Regions from separate parts of the Homo sapiens genome. Here region 2 is linked to region 1. Evidence: chromatin loops called from intact Hi-C (ENCODE). Cell type or tissue: right lobe of liver. All regions are shown on one strand. Each heading gives the region's core, and the rest is flanking DNA. Links, peaks and the distances in the headings are about the cores only. Region 1 has its middle 36 kb from the start of NEK6. Region 2 overlaps NEK6 (NIMA related kinase 6).

What was found. Hi-C counts contacts between places; a loop is a spot of excess contacts. Peaks named below come from ENCODE experiments on the same cell type or tissue, not always from the same donor. Only the 100,000 strongest peaks of a DNase experiment are listed, where the experiment ranks them.
Region 2: it touches region 1 in a loop (1.9-fold over the local background); 9 of 110 quality-filtered maps call a loop at or near these places.

What each region holds. Positions count from the first base shown.
Region 1 is chr9:124,216,099-124,228,126 of GRCh38, forward strand. No RefSeq gene overlaps it. Among named protein-coding and RNA genes, the nearest start is that of NEK6, 36 kb to the right of the region's middle. RefSeq lists enhancers at 933-1,012, 1,922-2,081, 2,652-3,011. In right lobe of liver, for the core only: no CTCF peak of the experiment used is centred there; DNase peaks (open chromatin) are centred at 2,783, 5,063, 7,093 and 7,473; H3K4me3 peaks cover 1,621 bases; H3K27ac peaks cover 5,411 bases.
Region 2 is chr9:124,265,443-124,277,470 of GRCh38, forward strand. The region is part of intron 1 of NEK6 (NIMA related kinase 6); the gene reads left to right. LOC124902268 (a long non-coding RNA gene) reads left to right here. Exons shown (of 2, transcript XR_007061765.1): 2 at 4,464-5,098. Among named protein-coding and RNA genes, the nearest start is that of NEK6, 14 kb to the left of the region's middle. In right lobe of liver, for the core only: no CTCF peak of the experiment used is centred there; DNase peaks (open chromatin) are centred at 5,789 and 6,519; H3K4me3 peaks cover 537 bases; H3K27ac peaks cover 6,784 bases.

The DNA of each region.
Region 1 (12,028 bases), core at 2,518-10,517:
TGACCTCATGATTCGCCCGCCTCAGCCTCCCAAAGTGCTGGGATTCCAGAAATGAGCCACTGCGCCCAGTCGGACATTGATTTTTAACAAACGTGGGTTCAAATCCTGGTCTGCCATTCACCAGCTATGTGACCGTGTTGGGCCTGTGGCATCCGCTCCCTGAGCCTCAGTTTCTCCACCGTCTCCTGAGGACTTGAGGACACTGTCTAAAGGCAGGTTTGCCATAGCACTGTGAAAGCATCGGCTTTGGGGCTCCTCACTTGCACAGGCCCTTTTGGAATACAAATTCACTTTCATAGGTAAGTTTGAATTTGATTCTTTTGTCTTCAGGCTCCCCACTCCAGTCTACCCCAAGACTCTCTCTCAGATCCTTCTAGCTGGGATGAAAGACCAGGGGCAGGGTGGCAGAGCACCCATGTTTACCCCACTCCCATACTCTGCCCAGAGGTCGGGGCCTGTCCACCGTTGGGCCTCATGTCACAGATGGGGACATGGCCTGGCAGGGCGAAGGGACTTCAGGAGATCATACAGTAAGTTAGTGTCACAGCCGGACTTGGAGCCACATCTCCCAGCTTCAAGGCTCCCTGTTGTGCTGTGGGGAAGGGGTGCACAGGGCTGGCCCGGGGACAGGGCCTGTTCCTCACTTATGAGTGCCGTGGGCTGGGGCTCAGAGGGTGACTTGGTGCCTTGTAAGGGGGCCAGGGGCAGCTGTGGGTGGGGGTGTCCGGGGATTACTGCTAAAATAAGTAGCAGCTTCCTCTGAAACGCCTCTGTGGTCTGTGGAGGGGAAGGAAGTGGAGGACCGGAAACAGGGGAGGCAGAGAGGTGAGAGGCTGAAACTTCTGCCAGCATAGCAGAGACCAAGCTGGGCACCCCCCACCCACCCAGACACAACAGTTGGCCTCTGCCAGGCTGCAGCCTTGGGGCTGCAACCAGGAGGGCCTGGGAAGCTCAGGCCCAGCCCTAATATGGCCACCCAGAGGCTAGAGAATCCCTCTAGGTTGCTCCTGGCTGGCTGGGCTTCTTCCCTTCCTCAAGACACCAGTCACTTCATGCACCATTCTCTTTGCCTGGAATGCCCTTCTCTACATTTTCCTTTAGGGCCCAACACCAATGTCACCTCTTCTGGGAAGCCTTCCCTGACCACCCACCACACACACACACACACACACACACACACACACACACACACACAGAGAGAGAGAGAGAGAGAGAGAGAGGCAGGACAAGACAGCCACAGACCTTCATCATGAATAGTGGCATTCACTGTGACAGTGGCGTTCATCCAGTGCTTCATGTTTATGAACTGCTCTGCATGGATGATCTCATTGAATGTTTACAAAAACACAATGTGTGGTTCTATCAATAGCTTCATGTTACAGACGAGTGAACCAAGGCTCAGAGATGAGCAACTTCCCCAAGGTGGCATAGTCAGAAAATGGCTGAGTGGGGAGTGTGACCCAGGTCTGACTCCACAGCTAGGTCATTGAACCATGCACTATCCTCTGAGACTGGGATGGGATCAGTGTTGTGCAACTTGCCTGCTCCAAGGAGGCTGCATTGTGACCCTAGCAAAGCTTCATTTTCAGCCTTGCCCTTCCCAGCACCCCTGGAGTAGCTGGGAGCTATAGAGTACTCTAGGGAGAGAGGGAAACCAGCTTGTAATGAGGAAGCATTTCCATGTAAACATTTCTGGTAAACTGTGTGAAGGGATCTCAGAAGTATCTCCAAGCCCTTGATACTGTCTTGGGTTTTGTTTTCTCCTTCTAAATAAATGCTTTTGAATCTAATTTTGTATTCTGTTTCTACAGATGGGGCTTCCAAAATTGAAAAGCTTCAGACTTCACAAATCCTAGGTCCACCCTGCGGTGCCCTGTGACTTAACCACAACCACTGCACTGCCTGGGCTTCCCCAGCCCTCTCCAAGGCCCGCTTTCACTGTACCGGGGTTTTCTATTTATGGATCCGCCCTGCTACCCGCCACTCCCACAACCCCCACCCATAGATGGGCCATGAGCTCCTCATGGGCAGAGGGCGAGCCCTGGTTTCTTGGTACCCTAGGGACTGCTTGGTATATAGAAGCCCAGGACAGATTTGTTACATGAGGGAATAAAGGAGTAAATGAATGAGTGAATGAATGAATATGGGTCCCTTCAATGCCATCAGGAAGTATGAGAGATACAACTCCAGCTTTAAAACTCCAGGTCAGCTGGGTATGGTGGCTCACCCTTGTAATCCCAATACTTTTGGAGGCTGAGGTGGGCGGATCGCTTGGGCCCAGGAGTTCAAGACCAGCCTGGGCAACATGGTAAAACCCCATCTCTACAAAAATTAACTGGGCGTTGTGGCATGCACCTGTCATCCCAGCTACTCGAGAGGCTGAGGTGGGAGAATTGCTTGAGCCCCGTTAGTGGAGACTGCAGTGAACTGTGATCGCACCACTGCACTGCACTGCAGCCTAGGCGACAGAGTGAGACTCTGTCTCAAAAAAAAACTCAAGGTCCATCTCCCTGTGTGCCAACCCTGCATGGGTGTTGAGGGTGACTGACAATTTGGACAGGGTTCAGCTGAAGCCAGTCTCTAGCAAGGAGGCCCAAAGCCCCTCCGGTCACTCTGCTCCCTACAGAGGCAGCACTCTAGGCCCCAGGCCTGGACCTCAAGGCTGCAGCAGGGCCCCTGGCCGCCCCCTATAGCCTTGGAAGCCCCTGAGAAGAGGCCCTTCAGTGCAGCTGCAGCAGGTCAGACGCCTCCTCTGGAGAAGAAGGAAGTGAAAGTGCTGTGGTGGGTGAGTCATCGGAGTGTCCCTCTGGACGGATTGATGCCATGAGTGGCATAAGAGGGACAGGCTGGGAGGGAAGAGACACCAGGGTTAGGAGCCCTTTTAGTATCCTCCAGGAAGGCCCCACCTCACCTCCCAGCCCCTCCCAGACACAGGGGTCTTCAGCTTGGAGAAGAGAATGCCTTGGAGATGCCATCTTTGTCCTAGTCTCTGAAGTGGGTAGAAATTAGACAAGGTCCACAGCAGAGGGGGAAGATGGAGTCAGATGGGGAGGTCACAGAGGCTAACTGGTTGCCACCAGGGCCAGGCTCTGGTGGGCTGGCTGCTGCCTGGCAGTAGTGATGGCCAACAGCAAGTAGGGTGGTCTCCTGCCATGGGTCAGGATGTGGATTCTGGATTTGAACCTCATGTCCTCAAACCCCAGCTCTGCCCCTCATGAGCTGCAGGATCCCAGGCAAGTGGCTTCCCCTCTCCTTCCTCTGCTGTCGAGTGAGATCATAGCACTTAATGCATAGGATGAGCAGGGCATGATTAGATACATTACTGTATGTAAAGTGCATAGAAGAGTGCCCGTTCCCAGGAAACCCACAATAAACAGTAACTACTGTATCAGGCAGCATCTCATCAGGAAGCCTGAAATGCCCTAGGTTTTGAACAGAAGGGATTTAATACAGGGGCTTGTCTTCCAATGGAAGGACTGAGAAACAAAACAGGGAATGGTGCAGCCGCCCAGGGATAGGACTTTGCAGTCATATTCTACTTCCTACTGATGCTCGTCCTCAACCTAGTTGCTTTATGTCTCAGAGCTTCAGTATTTTCACATGTAAAAATGGGAATAAAAAGGACCTTTTTTAATTTATTTTTTTATTTTTTAGATGGAATCTCCCTCTGTCGCCCAGGCTGGAGTGCAGTGGCGTGATCTCGATTTGCTGCAACCTCCGCCCCCTGGGTTCAAACAATTCTCCTGCCTCAGCCTCCCTAGTAGCTGGGATTACAGGCATGTGCTACCACACCCGGCTAATTTTTGTATTTTTAGTAGAGACGAGGTTTTGCCATGTTGGCCAGGCTGGTCTCCAACTTCTGACCTCAGGTGATCCGCCCACTTTGGCCTCCCAAAGTGCTGAGATTACAGGTGTGAGCCACCGCGCCTGGCCGATATTTTTTTTTGAGACAGAATCTCACTCTGTCTTCCAGGCTGGAGTGCAGTGGCGCGATCTCGGCTCACTGCAAGCTCCGCTTCCCGGGTTCAGGCCATTTTCCTGCCTCAGCCTCCCAAGTAACTGGGACTACAGGCGCCTGCAAGCACGCCCAGCTAATTTTTTGTATTTTTAGTAGAGACGGGGTTTCACTGTGTTAGCCAGGACGGTCTCCATCTCCTGACCTCGTTATCCACCTGCCTCAGCCTCCCAAAGTGCTGGGATTACAGGCGTGAGCCACAGTGCCCGGCCGATATTTTGTTTTTAAGAATGAAATAGGATAATGTAGGTAGAGTGTTTGGTAGAGTACTGGCTCAGCGTAAGGACTCAACAATGATCCTAGCAATCGCTTATGCAACACGCTAGTTCTCATGACAGTTCTATGAAGCAAGTACTGTGATCACTATGACTCCTATTTAACAGAAGAGAAAACTGAGGCATGGAGAGATCAAGTCACGCAACTAGTAAATGGCAGAGCTGATCTGAACCAAACTGTTGGGCTCCTAAGTCCCACCCTTAACCATTACACTATGCCCCCTTCCCATTTCACCATCAACAGCTCTCTCCCCAGTCAGCCTCACTCAAGCTCAACGCCGCTCTCCTTCTCAGAATTTTACCCAGGGCCTCCAACTCAGATCAATAACCAGCATCTGCTCCCAAGGGTAACACCTGACACCTGACTTCTCACCTTTTTCCCAGGCCTGGGGCCCTGGAGTCACCAGGGTTTGAGTCCTGACTTTGCCCATTTTCCAGCCGTGGAGCTTGTAGAAGGCACTTCTCTTCCTAAAGCTTCCGTTTCCTCCACTGCAGCATGGGGAGGGAGGCTTGTCCTAAATTTGTTGGCCTGTGGTGGAGACAATTTGAAGCCACACTCACGGAGCAGGTCACACTGGAAGCGTATGTGTGTTCAGTGTGTTCCCTGGAAGCGTATGTGTGTTCAGTCCATGAAACTCTGATCAACAGTTAATCATATCCCCAGAGTCCTGGGGACACTGCCAAGTATTTCTTTGCTTTTCCCAACACGTTCTCAGCCCCTGCAGTGTGCATCGTGGGCAAGTGTGCTGGGCAGTCCTGTGTGCTTGCCCCTCTCCTGCAAACTGCTTTTCCCAGTTTCCTTTGCCAACTGGCTTCCTGTTAGGTTGGGCCAAGGGGAAGCACTGGCAGGAGATTGGAGCATGGGAGGAGGGGACAATCTGGGTATTTCTCCCTCCCTCTGCTTAGGGAGGGAGTGGGAGTGGCCTTTCCCCAGCACAGGCTGCTCTCTTCTGTGTCTTTGGCTGCTCTAGAACCACCCGGTCATCTGCAGTTCCAAGTCTCCAGGTGGCTCTGATGATTCAAGTTACTCCTGGGCAGTATCACTGCCTCTTCCTTTTGTCTCTCCACCCCTAAGTGGTAGCACCTTTTGCCATTGTGGAACAAGCACTTGCCTCACCATTTGCTGTTTGGCTTTTCAGCTCTTCCCTCTTCCAGGTAACCAATTCCCTATATTAAATTTCCTCTGTTGGAAATACCTAGAGTGGTTTCTGTTTTTCTGACTGGCCTTGAATTTTACAGCGGGCATCTTTGGCCCAAGAATTGTCTCTCTCTTCTCCACTTACAGAGTTTTTATCCTAGAGGGGCAGCATCAGACCCCTGAGGGCATGTCACAGGCGGGACTAATGGAAGAGGCTCTAGCTCCTTCTAGCTCTTTGCAGTAAACTTACTACAAGACAGCAAAGCTTTCTCATGCTACCACTGACTGTCTCTTGTGACATAGGTGGAGTAGCATTGCGCTACTCTGCTGTCTCTCTACTTCACCTTCCTGAAGACTTATTGCACAAAGGGTGGGTGGAGCTGTCGAGAACCAGGGGAGAGAAGAAAGTAGTGAAGGGGGCAAAGAAGCCCTTCCTGGCACACTAGCAAAGTGCCTAGTACAGGGGAGGCATTCAGCAGGGTATCCATTCCTTCCCCTTCAGCATCTGTTGAAAATCAGGCTGGAGCCTCAAATATTGGAACCAGCCCTAAGGGGAATGAAGGCTCGTTCTGTGTCAAGACAGCTGCCCCAGGGTTCCACTCCTTAAGGAACAAAGGAGTGGGGACAGACTCCTTTCTGTGAGTAGAGGGGTGGTACTGCCTCCCACCTAGTGTCTCTGGGATTCCTTTTGGAGGCTGCTCACAGATGTCCTCCCACCTTGGCCTCCCCACTCCCATCTGCCCTTCCAGGTTCCCCGGCAGAGGTCCCATCAGTCAGTCCCCTCCCTCCAGCCCATGGTGGTGGCTCACCAGACGGAAGACAGTGGGTCCCTCAGGCCCTTGCTGGGCCTGCCCTATCCCAGGATCTGGGTCCCTAGCTTCATCTGTCACTTCAAAGCTTCCTGTCCCTCAGCCAGGGACTGAGGTAAATTCTAGGCGTTCTGGGCTCTCACTTTCCTCATGTTTGCATGTTCTTTGTGACGCGGTATCCAAGTCGCTGCACAGGTAGGAGGAGCCTGAGGGCTCATCCAGTCCAACCTCCTCCTATGCAGTTCAGATGGGAAAACTGAGGTTCAGAATAGAGACTTGCTGGAAGCATGAAAGTAATTGACAGGTTGGTAGGGGCACAGGGGGTGAAGCGTGTGACAAGCTGGGCCAAAGCTCCAGGGACACGGGTCCTACACTGGCACTTGCGTGGACATCCATGTTACCTGCACTCATGTGTAGTAAAGAGGTCATGCGTGTTTACAAACCATAGTACCACCACAGAGACCACAGGCCCAGCAAATGGGGCTCACACAGGCATGCACACACACACACGTATCCTTGATGGTAAACATGCCCACCCACCATTGTGCACACATGCGTGTATTTACACCCACATGCACACTCATCGGCACACAATCAGAGCCACACACCTGCACGTGCCCCCACAGAATCACACGTGTGTGCAGTCTCACCTATCTGCACTCTGCCATGGGCCCCATTACATACATGCATGCAAACAGATAACACACACGCCTATCAATAGCCAGGATGACTCACACACGAGGACACACATCATACCCTCACAGACTCGTGCATGGACCACCCTGCAGTCACAAAGCAGCATCCAGCATCCGACAATCTGCTGATGTCACTCCCCTGAGAGTAACCATGGCTCCATGCATAGGCAGAGGCAACTCAGCTCACAGGTGCCGCCTGTCCACATGCAGACACAGACACACACACACATACACACACACACACTCTGACAGTTCCCCAATGGCCAGCCTCCTCCACTGACTCCCCACAGCCAGGTGCTCTGACACCCTCCTTGGTGGGACCCTCTCTCTTCAAGGCGCCCAGAGCCACCTGGCTGTCCTTGGAACTAAGTGAGCACCCTGCCCACCCCCAGCCTTGTCCCCTAAACTGGGTGGTTTAGGTCTGAGGGGTGGGGAGAAGGCTGCCCAGAGTCCAAAGTTCAGGGGCCAACATCTTGTTTGCAGGCGCTGGTGGAAATTGCACAACCTGCCAGCTGGGTGACTTGGGCTTATTGTCTCTGAGTTCCCCTTGGCTGCAGGCCCAAGCCCAGCCAGTGACCTGTTTCTCTGGAAGAGGGTGGGGAAAGTGGTTCCTCCCTCCCCTGCCTGGGGAACTGGTGGCCCTCCCTGGGCACTGGTGGCTGGTCCCCAGCTATGTGTGCAACACACCTGACACTGAGATGCACAGAACTCAGCATCCAACCTGTCCTTTCCCAGATAGGAAACTGAAGCTCAGGGAAGGAAAGGCTTGCCCAGGGTCACCCAGCAAGGAGGCCCAGGAGGACTGGAACTCAGGCTCAGTTTCCTTTCTTTTCTTTTCTTTTTTTTTGTGATGGAGTCTCACTCTGTGGCCCAGGCTCGAGTGCAGTGGCGTGATCTTAGCTCACTGCAACCTCTACCTCCTGGGTTCAAGCGATTCTCCTGCCTCAGCTTCCTGAGTAGCTGGGATTATAGGCACGTGCCACCACACCCAGCTAATTTTTTCATATTTTTAGTAGAGGCAGGGTTTCACCATGTTAGCCGGTCTGGTCTCAAACTCCTGACCTCAGGTGATCTGCCCGCCTCGGCCCCTCAAAGTGCTGGGATTACAGGTGTGAGCTACCGCGCCCAGCTCAGTTTTCTTTCAAACCCTTTATCAAAAGAAATATAATCCAAAGCCAGACAGTACTAATGCAAATGAGCAGAGCTACCGTGGGTGCAAAAGGAAGGGACCCCAGAGCCCGTGAGTAGAGACCACTTTCCCTTTCCACACCTACCGTGGCTAAGTCAGTTAGTCAAAGGGTCACTGTGCCATATCACCAGATCATTGAGCTTAACAAATCTATCCCGACTTAAAACATTTTATTTATTTATTTATTTTTGAGACAGGGCCTTGCTCTTGTCACCCAGGCTGGAATGCAGTGGTGCAATCTCAACTCACTGCAGCCTCAACTTCCCGGACTCCACCCATCCTCCTGCCTCAGTCTCCCAGGTAGCCGGGACCACAGGCATGCACCACCACACCCGGCTAATTTTTGTATGTTTTGTAGAGATGGGGTTTCGCCATGTTGCCCAGGCTGGTCTCAAACCCCTGGTCTCAAGCGATCTGCTCACCTTGGCCTCCTGAAGTGCTAGGACTACAGGCATGAGCCACCCCAGTGAGCTTTTTTTCATTTTGTTTTAATTTGTAAAAGTTCCCACTGTGTGCATGAAATGAATTAGCAAGGCCATCATGGCTACGGGGGGTCAGGATCTGGGGCCTTCAGATCCCTCTCACCTCTGGGACCTGCAGCCCAGACTGGGCTTAGATCTCTATTCTGTTCCCCTCCAGTGGCAGCATCAGGGACATGGGGTAGAGACAAACTGAACATTCCTGAAAATCCAAGAAATCTTCTAAAGCTTTAAAAACCCATCCCATGCCTGCCTGTCTTTTCCCTCTCCCCTTCGCTGCCTTTCTGTATCTCTCCCTTCTTTCCTTTCTTCCTCCTGCCTGCCTACCTTTCTCAGTGCATCCAGTCAAAATCATGAGGCTCGAGGATGACAGTCACAGTGGCCCTTGTGAGGCTGGACCTGGGCGGCAGCCTGCTGCAATCAAAGATGGGTATGCACCGGGGCAGAGCAGAGGTATAGCTTAGCATGGACAAGAGGATTCAGGTTTCTCCTTGATGAGGCAGGGAGGCACAGATGCAGAAAGGAGGAAACCAGCTGGGTGCGGTGGCTCACGCGAGTAATCTCAGCACTTTGGGAGGCGGAGGCAGGCGGACCACCTGAGGTCAGGAGTTCAAGACCAGCCTGGCCAACATGGTGAAACACCGTCTCTACTAAAAAATACAAAAATTAGCCAGACATGGTGGTGTGCACCTGTAGTCCCAGCTACACAGGAGGCTGAGGAAGAAGAATTGCTTGAACCCGGGAGGCAGAGGTTGCAGTGAGCCGAGATTGTGACACTGTACTCCAGCCTAGGCAACAAGAGTGAGACTCTGTCTCAAAAAAAACAAAACAACAACAACAAAAAAAAAGCCAGGTGCAATGGCTCACACCTGTAATCCAAGCACTTTGGGAAGCCGAGGCGGGCGGATCACTTGACGTCAGGAGTTCAAGACCAGCCTGTCCAGCGTGGTGAAACCTGATCTCTACTAAAAAATACAAAAATTAGCCATGCGTGGTGGCGTGTGCCTATAATCCCAGATACTCAGGAGGCTGAGGCAGGAGAATCACTTGAACCCAGGAGGCAGAGGTTACAGTAAGTCGAGATCACACCACTGCACTCCAGCCTGGGTGACAGAGTAAGAATCCGTCTCAGAAAAAAAAAAAAAGGAGGAAACTGAAGAAGCCCATAGTGTTGGGCTGGAGTTGGAGCTCTCAGTGAGAACACATGGTGAGAATCTGTGTTTATGTGGAGAGAGAGAGAATATAGACAGAAAGGTGTGTCTATATATATACATGTATATGCACCTGCATGCATATGTGTATACATATATGCATATTTGATGTGTGTGTGTGTGTGTGTATTTTCAGCTCTGTTCACCAAGAAGGTATGGGAGCAGCAATGCTCTGGTAGCAATGAACATACCCAGTGCCAAGATCTTGTTTTCAAAATGCCATTTGGAGGAAGGCTGAGTCCTGGCTGGGAGAGAGGAAGAACAAGATGAACCTGGAACACCTTGTTGTGGCAAAAAGTCACTAAGCATTCAAAGCATAGTGTGGACATGTCAAAGGGACACAGGGGCCAGCTGGATGGGGCCACACCAAATCTGGTGTAATTGAAAAATCAAAATTAATAATGATAGCAATGAATGATAACCCACTGAATAAAATAGAAACCCCTGACTCCAACTGCTATAAACAAAAAAACGAATAAGTAACCGGACAGAAGAGAAAGCTTTTCCTGACAGTAGAATGTCAAATCATACAGAAAGAAGGAAAACCACCTTTGTCAAATATGATCATAATTATTATTTCAGGTAAGAAACATCGATGGAACCAGGTTAAAACTAGGGATGTAAATGGAGTGAAGAACAGGATATTAGCTTAGCACTGGAGCCCGGGAGTTCCAGTTCAGCCTGGGCAATATAGCTTGAGCCTATCTCTAAATAAATAAATAGACAGAAAATGAACAATTCTAGGAAAAACAGAAAGCTGCACAAGAGAATAAATGCAATCACAGTACTCTACATTGCTGGGCTATCAACACTGTTCACATGGCCACAAAATAAACCCCCAATATTTATCTAACCAAAAATTATGAGATGAGATGATCATATAAGGAAGATGGTACCAGGGGAAGTAGGGGCAGCGTGGTATGGGAAGCAAATTCTAATCTTCCAAAGTAAGAAGAGAGTAGATTATACATAAAACTGAAAGTCCAGAAATAACGGTATAGACATGTGATAACAGTGGAAGCATAAAGGCAAATAAAAAAGAAACTTGTTTCTTGTTAAAAAGCAGTTACCTCTGATGGTTGGGAACTGGGAGCAAAGATGGATTAGACAGGAGACAGCTGTTTTTCATTGTTAAGTCTTGCAGAACAAAATGCATGTAAAATTTTTTGAAAGTGAAATCAAAATATAAAAATATAATTAAAAGAAATACATGTTTAGGCCAGGCACAGTGGCTCATGCCTGTAATCCCAGCACTTTGGGGGGCCGAGGTGGGTGGATCACTTGCGGTCAGGAGTTCGAGACCAGCCTGGCCAACACGGTGAAACCCCATATCTACCAAAAATACAAAAATTAGCCGTGCGTGGGGGCACACTCCTATAGTCCCAGCTACTCAGGAGGCTGAGGCAGGAGAATCACTTGAGCCCAGGAGGCAGACGTTGCAGTGAGCCGAGATCATGCCACTGCACCCCAGCCGGTGGGGCAGAACAAGACTCAGTCTCAAAAAAAAAAAGAGAAATACATTTTGAGATAAGCAGTAAATTTGGATAATTGGTTGAGTTGACCATTTAACAAAATCTTCAAAGGATCCTTCAGATGCTAAAGTTCTGATAAGACAGAAAATTACTTTTTTTCAGAGGTTTTTAAAAACAATCAGTCTAAAAGCTAAAGTTCCCATGTGATACTGTGAAAAACATATTCATAGGATATTATTTAAGAAGAATAGACTGGGTACAGTGGCTCATGCCTATAATCCCAGCACTTTGGGAGCCTGAGGTGGGCGGATCCCGAGGTCAAGAGATTGAGACTATCCTGGCTAACATGGTAAAACCCTGTCTCTACTAAAAATACAAAAATTAGCTGGATGTGGTGGCACATGCCCGTAGTTCCAGCTACTCAGGAAGCTAAGGCAGGAGAATCACTTGAACCCAGGAGGCAGAGGTTGCAGTGAGCTGAGATCGTGCCACTGCACTCCAGTCTGGTGACAGAGCGAGACTCCATCTAAAAGAAGAAGGAGGAGGAGGAGGAGGAGGAGGAGAAGGAGAAGGAGAAGAAGAAGAAGAAGAAGAAGAAGAAGAAGAAGAAGAAGAAGAAGAAGAGGAGGAGGAGCACTAGAAGAGCAAATGTATTATGAACTTTGGACAAATTAAATAGTCCTTAAAATGGAATATAGCCATTGGAAGAATGTACATTAAACATAATTTTAAAATTTTTCTTTTT
Region 2 (12,028 bases), core at 2,327-10,326, 49 kb after region 1:
ACCCAGGAGGCGGAGGTTGCAGTGAGCCGAGATGGCGCCACTGCACTCCAGCTTGGGCAATAGAGTGAGACTCCGTCTCAAAAAAAAAAAGACAAGTTTGTCTTGCTTTAAAAAAAAAAATACCTCTCCTTTTACAGATGGCGACACTGAGGCCCAGAGAGACATCATGACCAGCCTCAGGTCCCACATGCAGCCTGCTGCTCTGTAGCCTAAATCAGATCACTGTCCCAGCTTTCAGGTCAAGGCTCTGGTTGTGACACCTGGGCCTGGACTGCGGGTGAAAAGTTTTGATGCAAAAACACAGACCGTCCATTGTCCTATGGGCTAAGTGGACTCCCTTCTGCTAACCAGAGATGCTTGTGCTGGCTGGTGTGTGGCACGTTATCTCATTCTTTCATGACGTATGTCCGGATGGAAGTCCTGGGTCAGGCATTGTGCTGGGAGCCCACACGAAGACCCTCTAATGGCCCCACCCATTGGCCTCTCACCACCTGGTGGGGACAGAGGCTGTCACAACCCCTTCTTAGGTGCTCTTGATCAATTTGCAGGTGGCATTTTTTGGGATGTAGTCTCTGGGGAAGTAGGAGAGCTTCCGGCAGTGAGGGGTGTTTGAACCCACCTGGAGGGAGACGTGGGGTTTGCCAGAGGGCTGAGAGGGCTGGGGTGAAGGGCAGGTAGACCCCAAGGTGGAGAGGCAGGTGGGGCCGGTGGGTGAGAGGTGGGGCTGTGGAACTTCCTCCTGCTTCTTTGGCCTTTGCTCCTGTCGGTAGATGGCCTTACCAGGCACTTACTGTGGGCCATGTTCTAATCTAACCCTTAACCTGAGGGAACTCACTTCATCCTCCCAGTGATGCCGTGATGTGGGTATCGTTCTGCCCATTTTATAGATGAGGAAACAGAGACCCAGAGAGTCCAGGATCTGTGGTGCTTGACGAGCATCAGCCTGAGTGCTGTGAGGACACCCACAGCATGGGGGTCTGAGCTGAAAATTGGAGGACAGAGGCTGCCCTCCGGAAGTGACCAGGATGTGCCCTCAGGAAGTGACCAGCTGCCCAGCTCAGGACCTGTGTGAGGGCCCCCAGGCAGCTGGAAGGAACAGTGTGCACCCAGGTACCATGCCAGGGCCCCTGAGCATCCGTCTTGTCATCGCATAGTTGTAACCTGCCTCACAGACTGAACATGCACTCTAGAAGGGGATGGGACTTGGTCTGTGGACCACAACAGTGTTCTCCATGGCCAGCATTGTGCCTGACACATAGGAGGAGCTCAATTAATATTTGTTGAGTGAATGGGAAGTTTTAAGTAGGCACGCGGCCGGATCCTTGGAGAATGTTTATATGGAGTGAACGAATCTGTTAGCAAACGTTCCTCACTCCCCTCAGTGGGCTGTGCAGGGCTGTATTGAGCTGAGCTGGCCCTTCCCTGGGAGAAGAGGTTTCTTAGAGAAATGCTCATCCTCGAATTATTCCAATGAGGAGGAACCTAAGCCCAGAAGGGCTCTACCTCCCAGAGTTACAGGCTCTCCTTCCTATGCCCCTTCCCTGCCGAGGCAGCTCCCACATGTCTGCATAGGAGGGCTTTGGGTTGGAATGGGTCAGTGCTGTGTCTTAAAGCTGCATTTTCTACCAAGCACACACTTTGTTTAGAGGGCATATCTTTTGGGGTTGCTTTGAGGAAAGGCTAACCAAGCCACCTCTGAGCACAGACATGACTTTTTGGCAAATGAGCAGGACCCCAGATTACACCCCATCTTAGAAAGTAGGAAACCCAGCATTGAAAGAGGAAAGATTCTGCAGCTGATGTGGCCTTGGCGGGCCACCAGCGTGGGTGCCCAGATGGCAGGATCACTGGGCACCACATGGCACACAGAAGAGAGCAAAGGAGAGGGAGTCCGCCCCTGGGCTTGGCAGGTCCGGTCGAGTCCGCCTGGATTCAGTTACAACAGGACCTCGAGTGGGCACGGCGTGCCGGACTGAGTCAGTGTGTGTACATTTCCTTTGTTCGTCTCCTCCGGGAATGTAGTGGCCTTTTGTGTGTGTTTTAAATGCCAGCCTCCTTACCTAACCCAAGAGGAAATGAGGACTGGGTTTTTGTCTGTGCAGACGCTGGGACAAGTGTGGGAGCCGCCTGCTCTTGGAGCCAGCCTAGTGGTGACAGCGTGGCATTTGGAAAACATTCTGTGGTTTTCTCCAAGGGGTGATGGGCACACCAGGTGCTGGGCCGCCCCTGAGCTGGCCACTGGGACCCTGAAATGAGGAAGCCCTGTGACCAGGTTTCATGATGCCATTCAGCAAGGGACGGCTGAGCACCACATGCCTTCTTGGCCCCTGGGGAAACACACAGGAATCAGATGAGGTCCCTGCCCCGTCTTCCTGGGGAAACATGCAGAGAAAATACTTGTACTCTGAGCTAACACCTTTCACTCGCACAGACCTTTATGGTGTTCTGTGTCTTCAGACATTGATCACCTGTAGGTGAGACACATCATGGCCCCACTTTCCAAACTCCCAAACGGGCTGTGATCTGTAGAAGTATTTAGTGCCATTCAGGGACAGGAGAGATGGTTTGGAAGATGCTGTCTGCTGTGCGAAGTCTCTGGATGCTCAAATGGCTTATGGGGTGGCATCTTTGAAATTACCCAGTCCTGAAAATTTCAGGACATATGGTCACTGTGATGTGCTAATGTTAGCAATTGAGATATTTAATGACCCAGAAAAACCCCTTTTCCTACCCAGTGCAGGTTACTGGAGAGCCTTTATTTCTCAGGAGGAGGGTCTTACACAGTGTAATTTGGACCAGCAGATAGGGAGTCATTATCCCTCATTCATTTATTAGCTAATTAAGTGGTTTATCTGGTCACACATTTACTCCTTCAATTGCCATTCATCCAGCACTGTTTGCTGATGTACCTGGCCTGGTGCTGGGTACTGGGGGTGGAATGAAACAGAACAAATATGACTGAGTCCCTACTGTGTGCCAGCCCATAGGGTGTGCTGTGTGCCACAGGTGAATGCATTCACTTCCCAGTGGACATTTAACAACCACCTACTGTGTGCAGACTCATGGAGATGCAGAAATGCAAATGGCACAGTCCGTAGTGGTTTGGACACTTGTGGTGTTTTGATGGGGTCTTTAGTCCTGGCTCTCTCTCTGCTTGCTGTGATATACCCAGTCAGCCACTGTTCACAGGCCACGTGGTGACGTCCCCAGAATGAACCAGAAACAATCCAGATGCCCCAGGAACCGACGTGAGAACAAGGCATCCCCTTCACACGTTGTGTCTCAGTTCAGCGTCTTGCCACCACCCAGCATTTTGAGACAGAATGTGAGATCGCGTGGTTGGCTAAATACATAAATATTTTATGTCTCGATATTCTGAAAATGAAGCCCAAATGCACAGAACTGCAGCACATCAGTGCTATAGATCATATGTTATAATAATCTGATGACATGTTGTTTAAATATTTATGGACTGATGCGACATGACAATGGGGGAGAGAGGAGGCTCGGAGCAGAGTCTCGGCAGATGCGGGAAGGAGGGAGCAGATTCCTGTGATCCCGAGAAGCGTCACAGGACACCTGGGTTTCTGATGTGATGTTTTGGGGTTTTATGACAAAAACAGTGGCTGACATTTATTGAGCGCTTGCCGAGTGCTGTACCCTTCACTGATACCATGTCATTGAATCATCACAGCATTCCCAGATGGTGGGGCTCTTATTAACCCCAAGTTACAGAGGGGAAACTGAAGCCCAGGGCAAGTCAGTGGTCCACCCCAGACCCCACAGCTAGTGAGTGGCCCAGGAGCAAATCCAGGCTGACCCCATTCTGCATTCTAGCTCTTAATTACTGTGCCGTGCTACTCTAGGGGTGACAGGTCATATCTGAAAACCCCCCACCCCTGCCTGGGTGACCCCTTGCTTGGTGCTAACTGGACTTTTTTTTTTTTTGAGATGGAGTTTCACTCTTGTCACCCAGGCTGGAGTGCAATGGCACGATCTTGGCTTACCGCAACCTCTGCCTCCCGGGTTCAAGCAATTCTCCTGCCGCAGCCTCCCGAGTAGCTGGGATTACAGGCACCCACCACCACGCCCGGCTAATTTTTTTTTGTATTTTTAGTAGAGATGGGTTTCACCATGTTGGCCAGGCTGGTCTCGAGTGATCCGCCTGCCTCGGTGGACTTTCTAAATCACAGGAAAGGAAGGTGATGTCTGTAAAATGTCGGATGGGATTGGAAGGCACAAGGAATGAATAGCTTAGGAGGGGCAGGGAGTCGTGTGGAAGGGCCACTGCAGCCCGGTGCCTGGCACATAGTAGGTGCTCAGGAAATGTGGTTCTTGAGCCTCTGCCCTTCTCTTTGTTGTTGGTTTTGCAGAGTCATTAAGGGAGTTTACTGCAGACTGTCCCCCATATAAGTGTCCTGTGGCCCCTGAGCCTTTGCCTCAGCCTCTCTCTCTCCCTGCAGTGCCCTGGGAGGAATCAACTGACAGCCCTTTCAGTCTCCCACAGTCCAGCCAGTTAAATCAAGGTGTTCCCCTTTTATAGAGGAGTCTCCTAGAGCCAACCGCAGCATCCCTGCCTTTGGGAGCCACCTGGAATGTGCCAGCTGCAGTAGCCGTTCCTTCCACGCCCCCCCCCCATGCTGTCTGTGGGGCTTGCCACTGAGTGCTCCATCTCCCCATGTGCTCCATCCCCCGGCATCTGCTGCCATTGGTCCTGCCTGTTGCGTTACTTCTCTGTGCCCTGGAGCCCCTCAAGCACAGAGGCCTCGAAAGGTTGATCAGACATCCTCAGCACCTGGAGCGGGGCCTGGCACACAAGACGGCAATGAACGGCCAACCCTAGAAGTTCACCCCACAAGACCTGCAGGGCGGGGGCTGAGTGTCCAAGAAGCCTCTTGGGAAGGGATGGTCTTAGACCTAGTGGTGTCTTCCCATTCTGCAGAGGCCTAGGGATGTCCCCAGGTCCCCAGAGTGGGAGGGGAAGGGTCAGAAGTCCATGGAAATAAAACACAGGGCCAGCTACAAAATTTGTGGGGCCCAGTGCAAAATGAAGATGCAAGTTCCCTTGTTCAAAAAGCAGTAAAAAAAAAACACAAAAGTTTTTTCCTTTCCTTTGCAATCTCTTTCCATCTGTCATGATGTTTTTTGTTTGCTATTTAATGTCTCACTCCCTGGACACAAGATACTTTCAGGGTGAGTGCAGACCTCACAGGTGTGGGCACACCTGCCCCCGACCCTCCTGCCTGCATCCGGGCCCCTGCTGCAGGTAACGGGTGGCAGAGGTTGCTGGGTGCGGGAGCAGGCAGCTGAATACCCGTCCTGGGGAGGCAGCTGAGACTCTGTGCTGCCAGCATGTGCTCCATTATTCCACCAGACTCCACTTAACACAGATTCAAAGATGACATGAAGCATTTCAGGACAGTGAAAGCACAGCATGAAGCCCTACGCTTGGGGCTCCCTTCTTAGGGCAGGGCCAGGTCACCTGGACATGAAGCCAGCCTGATGGGAGGGGCCATAGCACCCACACACACATTTCACACAGAGCAAGGGCCTTATGTTGGTTCTCTCCACAGAGCTGGGGCCAGATCTGATTTGAAGGGAAAGTTCTGTGTTAAGCACTGTCTGCAGACTGCTGGCCCAGCAGGTTAGTCGGCCAGCCAGGGGCTCTCCCTCTTCATCCGGAGCCTCTGGTGCCAAAGACACACCATGGTCAGCCCTCCCTGACTTAATCTCTCACACCATTGCCAGAGATTGTTGCAGTAACAAACCCAACCCCTCTGACTTCCGCTCCTTGAGTGACAAGGGTCAGAAATCGAGTGGCGCGGTTGCCAACCTTCTCACTCAGGAACAACGCCAAACACGTGGTGCCCCAGAGATCAGAGAGGGTGAGGAGCTTGGATTCCACCAGCTGTCACGCTGTTCCCAGCCCCAAAATGGGGAGGCTCAGCACCCACAGGGAGTGACGTCTGGTTACTCTGAAAACATGGACAAGGAGGCTCAGGTGAGGGGTACTTACTTAGTACCCACTGTGCACCGGAGACCCGGCCAAGTACTTTCCGTGTGTTGCCTTCGTTAATCCTCGTGACAACTTTGAGCTGATCCTGTTTTTCAGATGAAGTTAACTGAGGCTCAGAGAATGAAGCTGCCAGTCCAAAGCCATAAACCACACACTTTGGAAACTGAGATTTGAACCCAGGCCCGGCTGGCCCCAGAGTTAGTGCTCTTTGCACACGAATCCCAGGCACACTGGCTGGCTGAGGTCCCTCCCTGGCTGGGCCTCTTGCCCCCACCGTCTGCTGCATCTGCATCTGCAGGACAGGGGCCAGACCTCAGCGCTGCTGCCTGTCCACTCCTGCCCCTGAGCAGTCCATCCTTGTTCTTGGCAGGGAGCAGATCTCAGGGCCACAGCTCCAGCTTTTCTCCTGCAAGGCCTGGCCAGCTCTGTGGCTGTACTTGTGCCCAGAGAGACAGGTGGCAGCGGCAGAGTTAGGCACACCTGGCCGTGAGCCACACCCACCTTGTGCTCCCCGTGTCTCCTGGGCTTGTTACCGCCCACTCAGGCCTCTGTTTTCCCATTTGTGGAGCAAGGGGTAATAGCAGATCCTGTCTCTGGGGCAGTTTTCCCAATCTATTGTGGTAAGGGTGTATAGTCCTCAGTTCCACGCCAGGCCCAGAAGAGGCCTTTGATACTCTGTGTTGATGGTAAACGACATGGTATGGGGTGAGCTCGGAGCTTGGTGGCCCCTGTGACGCTCTGGGGAGCGCTTCCCCAGGCCACAGGGCAGGCTCTCAGTCCAGAGCTGCCCTCCCTAAGGAATTCATCCCTTCCTTGTTTTCTTTGTTCATTCATTTCATCCCACAGATCCAGGCGCTCTGCTGAGATACAGTAATGAGCCCCAGGCATGAAGTCCCTGCCTGCACAGGGCTGGTGCTGTGGTTCCTAAACAAGAAACCGGTGCAGGGTTCCTGGCCAGGCAGTGCTGGGGAGAGGTAGCTGGGACAGCGTGGTGGCCCATGGCTGCCACAAAGAATGGAGTTCCTTCAATCTCTTTCTTCCATTAAAGGGCAATCCCTGGGGATTTAACATGCTGCCTTTCGTGTGAGGTCCCAGCACTCCCAGCGTCCTGGGAAGGCCTCATCGGGCTTTGCTTTGCTTCAAGGTGTCTTTGAGAAATCAGTTTTTCCAGTTGCAATGTGGGAGTTTTCCCCAGGCTCTCCTGAGACTCACAACCGCTCCCCCTAACGCTGCTGGTCATGGAGACCCACCTGGGCCAGGCCCTGGTCACATGTGATCGCATCGACCTCTCTTGGTGACCTTGAGAGTCAGGTCCTATTAATTCATTTTACAGATGAGGAAAGGGAGGCTGAGTGAGGCTGCATCATTTGCTGAGGAGCACAGTGTGCCCACTGCCAAGTCAGGATTTGAACCCACGCCCGTGGCTTCCAGACCACACTATCGGAACCACTCTGCCCTAGTGTGAATGGATGTTTTTTTAATTCTTGGCAGCAGAAAAACCAAAGATTCTGCTCAAAGCAGTAGACTCTCAGCGGCCCATGTGTCAGGGCTGTGCTGGGTGCTGCAGGAGAGCTCTGCAGAGAAGAATAGAGACAGACTGTTGGTGCTAAAATTGGCCTGAAAAATGACCATTTCCGCGTGAGCCAGGATTGCGTTGACTCCTTGCTCCAAGGCTGTGAGGTGTGTGGGGTTAGGTTCATGTGACAGATGAGGAAGTGGAGGCTCAGAGAGGCTGTGTGGCTTGCCAAGGTCACACAGCCCCGGGCGGCCTTATTCCACATCCACCTGCTCTGTCTGCCATCATCCATGGTGGTCTCCGGACTAGCTTTGGCCTCCCCAACATCCTGCATTTGGATAAACTGAGGCCTAAAGAACAATTCAGGGCTTGATCCCGAATGGGGGAGGGGACGGAACCCTTTGCATGCTTGTGGAAATGGACACTCATTCCACAGCGAAACTGCCTTCAAAATGCCACTGATTCTCAGGGCAGGAGAAGACTTAAGAAATGACAGCGGGCAGTCAGGGCACGTGTGTCTGTGACAGCAGAGGGGCCCGTATCCACCCTTCCTGGGACCGACAGCCAGGGTGATGGGGTTTTATAGCATCTGGAACAGGCAAGCCTTTTATAAGAAAATGTTTCCAAAGTTGTCCCGTCCCACCGTTGGCAAGCAGTCCTTAAACGGCAAAGAAACAGCCGTGCTCTGCATTCACGAAATGGTGAGCTGGCATTTAGGCCATTTATTTAAAGCGGGAGTTGAGGAGGCTAAAGACTTCAGTTCTGAGTGGCGGCTCGCAGCCTCACTGCAGCAGGGGAGCGTAATCTTCAGGGTTTTCTTCCCATTTACGGGTTTTTTTGTTGTTGTTGTATATTTGTAAAATGAGGCTTCTGCTGGCAAAAGCAGGTTTTAGCGAGTGCGGCGGCTCTTCCAGGACCTAATAAGGCCCCAACGGAGGGTGAATTCCAGCAACACTTTCCTTCCCCACATGGCCCCCCCATTCCGTCTTGCCTCATACACTTTGGGCACAGGGTACCATTCATCTTGCTTCCCATTAATGGAATTACCGCCATCACTTCTGTGGGATGAGATGGGCCCTTTGGAACTGTCTTGGGGACAGAGGCAGGATTGGCCGCCAGGCAGTTTTGCTTAGAGGGGAAGGGAAAGAAAGAGAGGGAGAGAAAACTCTTACAAATGGATGCTTCCTTGGGTGGTAAAGATCCTTGGCCATGGAGGACAGAGGCCGCAGGGCCCATCCAATCTGCTTCCTGCGCATGTCCCGTGTGAGCCTCGCTGTGGCAGGGCATGTGATGGCCCCAGTGGCAGATGTGAACGGGGCTTGACACCTGTGTACCACAGCCCCTTGACTTCAGAAGAAGGGAAGGAGGGACCCAGCATTTATGGGCTGCTGACAGATGCCTGGCACTGTGCTGGCCAAAATTTGGGAAGTGGTATCTCTGTCCTCATTTTTAGATGAAACAGCAGAGTCCCAGAGAGTGTAGACACTTGCTTTGAGTCACACAGCTCATGAGCAGTAGCACTGAAGTTTGAACCTCAGTCTGTCCATTTTCGTGGAGGACCAGCAGTGCCCCTCCTTGAGGCTCCAGAAGCAGCAGAGTGTGGACTCACAGTCCGGGTACCTGTCAGCAGCCTGTCCCAGCATCACCTCCCAATTCCCCAAGAAAGTGAGCAGACATCTGGAGGGTTTTTGCTTTCATGTAAGAATGCTGATCGAGGACAATGCTGAATATCATGTATTCCACCTGGACATCTGATAGAATTTCAGGGGTCTGGGATCCTGAGAATGAGGGAGGGAGGTTGGGAGCTGACCGGTCTGACGCACTGTGCTTGCCATTCTGCATGTCCATTTGTAGCAAGGCTGGCAATCATTGTCCTCTCCAGTGCCGGCTCTGATAGATTGATAGGGGCTGCCCGAGATGCCATGTTGAGAAGGCTTTGGAGACTGGCATTGATTAGCAATGTCTGCTGTGTGCACAGGAATGAAAAGATGGATGTGAAAAGGACCGACCTAACTTAGTACAATTCTTAACCTGAGCAGGGACCCCAGGGGCACGAGCTCTGCTTAGTTCTTGTGATTAGTTCATCGTGTGCCTCACCACACTTCCATCCCAGTAAACTCCAGGAGGGTGAGACTGTGCACAGCACACAGTGGGAATTCCACAGATAACAGAAGGAAGGATTGATGAAGGCTCTGCAGCCCCCAAAGAGCCAACAGTTGGAATCCTACAGTGAATGTTTTTAAAAACGTAATTTTAAACTTCTAGGGATGAGATGTAGGTGCCCACTTATTTAAACCAGGGCCATTTCATCCACGTCACTAACTTGCCGGATGTCTTTGAGTCATGGTTTCACCTGCCTGAGCCTCGGTTTCCTCATCTTCACTCCCAGCACTGTGGAGGGGTGACCTGGTTGATGACGGTCATGGAGCCCAGAACCCATGGGTAACGGGGTCAGCATTCAGAAGTGTCAGCTCCAGCTGCCTGCCCCCGCCTGCCGGGCCCTGTCCTCTGCCAGGCGGAGCTCCTGGTTCTCTGGGTCTGTAATGCTTTCCTTCTCACTTCTCAGACATCACTGCTTCTGGGGAGTCTCCTCTGACCTCAGCACACTGCTTAGAAACCCCTGCTTGGTGCCTCCATAGCCCCTTCTGCATCTTCCCCAACATGGCCCCCCACCCTGTGAGGCCCACTAATGGCCAGTCCCCTGCCCCAGGATCCCCTCCAGGGCTAGGACTGAGCCACTTTCCTCTGTGGTCCCAGTGCTCAGCCCAGGGCCTGGCCTGGCAAAGGCCTCGGTGACGGTAATGAGGGGAGGGAGCAATGCACCCTTCGTTTGTTCCTCAGGCCTGTGGCCATGGGGACAGCTGAGATGCTGAGACCACTGTGTCCAAAGCCCAGGCCTTTTCTGGGGACAGATAGGTCAGCGGGACGGATGGAACCAGCTCTGTGACTCACATACCCATTGTGCCTGCTGCGGTGATCCTTTAAACGACAGTTAGGTTTGATCCTGCGGGAGGTGGGTGTTTGGAAAGGTTTTGAGCAGGGGAGTGGCCCCCCTGAAGCAGAGTGTGGCCCGTGGAGGCTGGGGGGCTGGGAGGCGGCTGTGAACTTCAGGAGAGAGGAGGGGGAACGGGGCTGTCCTGGGGAGAGTGGGGAGAAGTGGGGAGCAGCCTGGAACAGTGCCGGGCACCTGGTGTCCACAGCCTGAGCTCCTACCTGGAGACCCCTGGATCAGGGAGTAAAGAATTCTGGGCTGCAAGTCAGAAGAAATGCTCCCCAGGGGCTTCAGTGGCTCCAGAGTCTCAGGAATCATCTCTGGATGGGTGACTGGGGCAAGGGTGGGCTGGGGCCCTGGTCTTAGTCTCCTCATCAGTCAAGGAGGGCAATGTGCTTTTTGCCCTTGACTCTCCTCTGACCCTGGCCCTTCATACCTGGATCTGGCTTGGGAGCAGGGTGAGGCCGAGGCCCACAGAAGCCATAGGGTCAGCCTAAGAGCAAGAGTGGAAAAAGAAAAATCATGAAGCAATAATGAGCCCGTGGTACATCGAAGGGGCCATTGAATCCCCGTGGACTCAGGACGACAGTGGCTGGAACAGTGGTTGTCTATGTGTGGCTGGAGTGTGTGCAGAGGGGCCAGTGCTTGAGCCTGAATCTTCACAGCCCCTCCTCCATACATGCAAATCCTAACAGTATGTTATTATTGATATGTAAATATTAGCTATTAGCTTTTTAAACAATAATTCCTCCTCCTATTGCTATTGTGGCTCGTTCATCAGAGCACCCTTCAGATCAGTAGGGGTTGGCCAGGTGGCGAAGGCCTGCAGTTAGAGCATGGGGAGACTGCGTGAGCAGGTGCAGAGGTGGGAAACAGCAGTTGCAGGAACCATAAGTGGCTCCGTGGAGCTGACGTGGTGGAGGACAGACATCACCTGGGCTTGGGCTTGATGGGTCAAGGGGTCTTAGGTGCTAAGCTCAGGAGGGATGGCAACCCAGAAACCTTGAAGGTGGATAAGGAAGGGGAGATGGGGTCTTAGGAATATGTGTCTGGTGGCGCGTGTGGAAAATGACGGTGCTAAGGCTGGGAGGACTTAGAGGCCAGTGGGGAGGCCCAGGTGCTGATGCCACTGTGGACATTCCTGAGCCTCTCAGCTACCTGAGGCCGCACTTCCACCCAAAAAGAGTCCTTGGCTGGGCCGGGTGTGGTGGCTCACACCTGTAATTCCAGCACTTTGGGAGGCCAAGGCAGGTGGATTGCTTGAGGCCAGGAGCTCGAAACCAGCCTGGCCAACATGGTGAAATCCCACCTCTACTAAAAATAACAAAAATTAACCAGGCATGGTGGCACACGCCTGTAATCCCAGCTACTTGGGAGGCTGAGGCAGGAGAATCTCTTGAACATGGGAGGCGGAGGTTGCAGTGAGCCGAGCTTGTGCCATTGCACTCCAACCTGGGCAAGAGAGTGAGGCTCCATCTCAAAAACAAAACAAAGAATCCTCAGC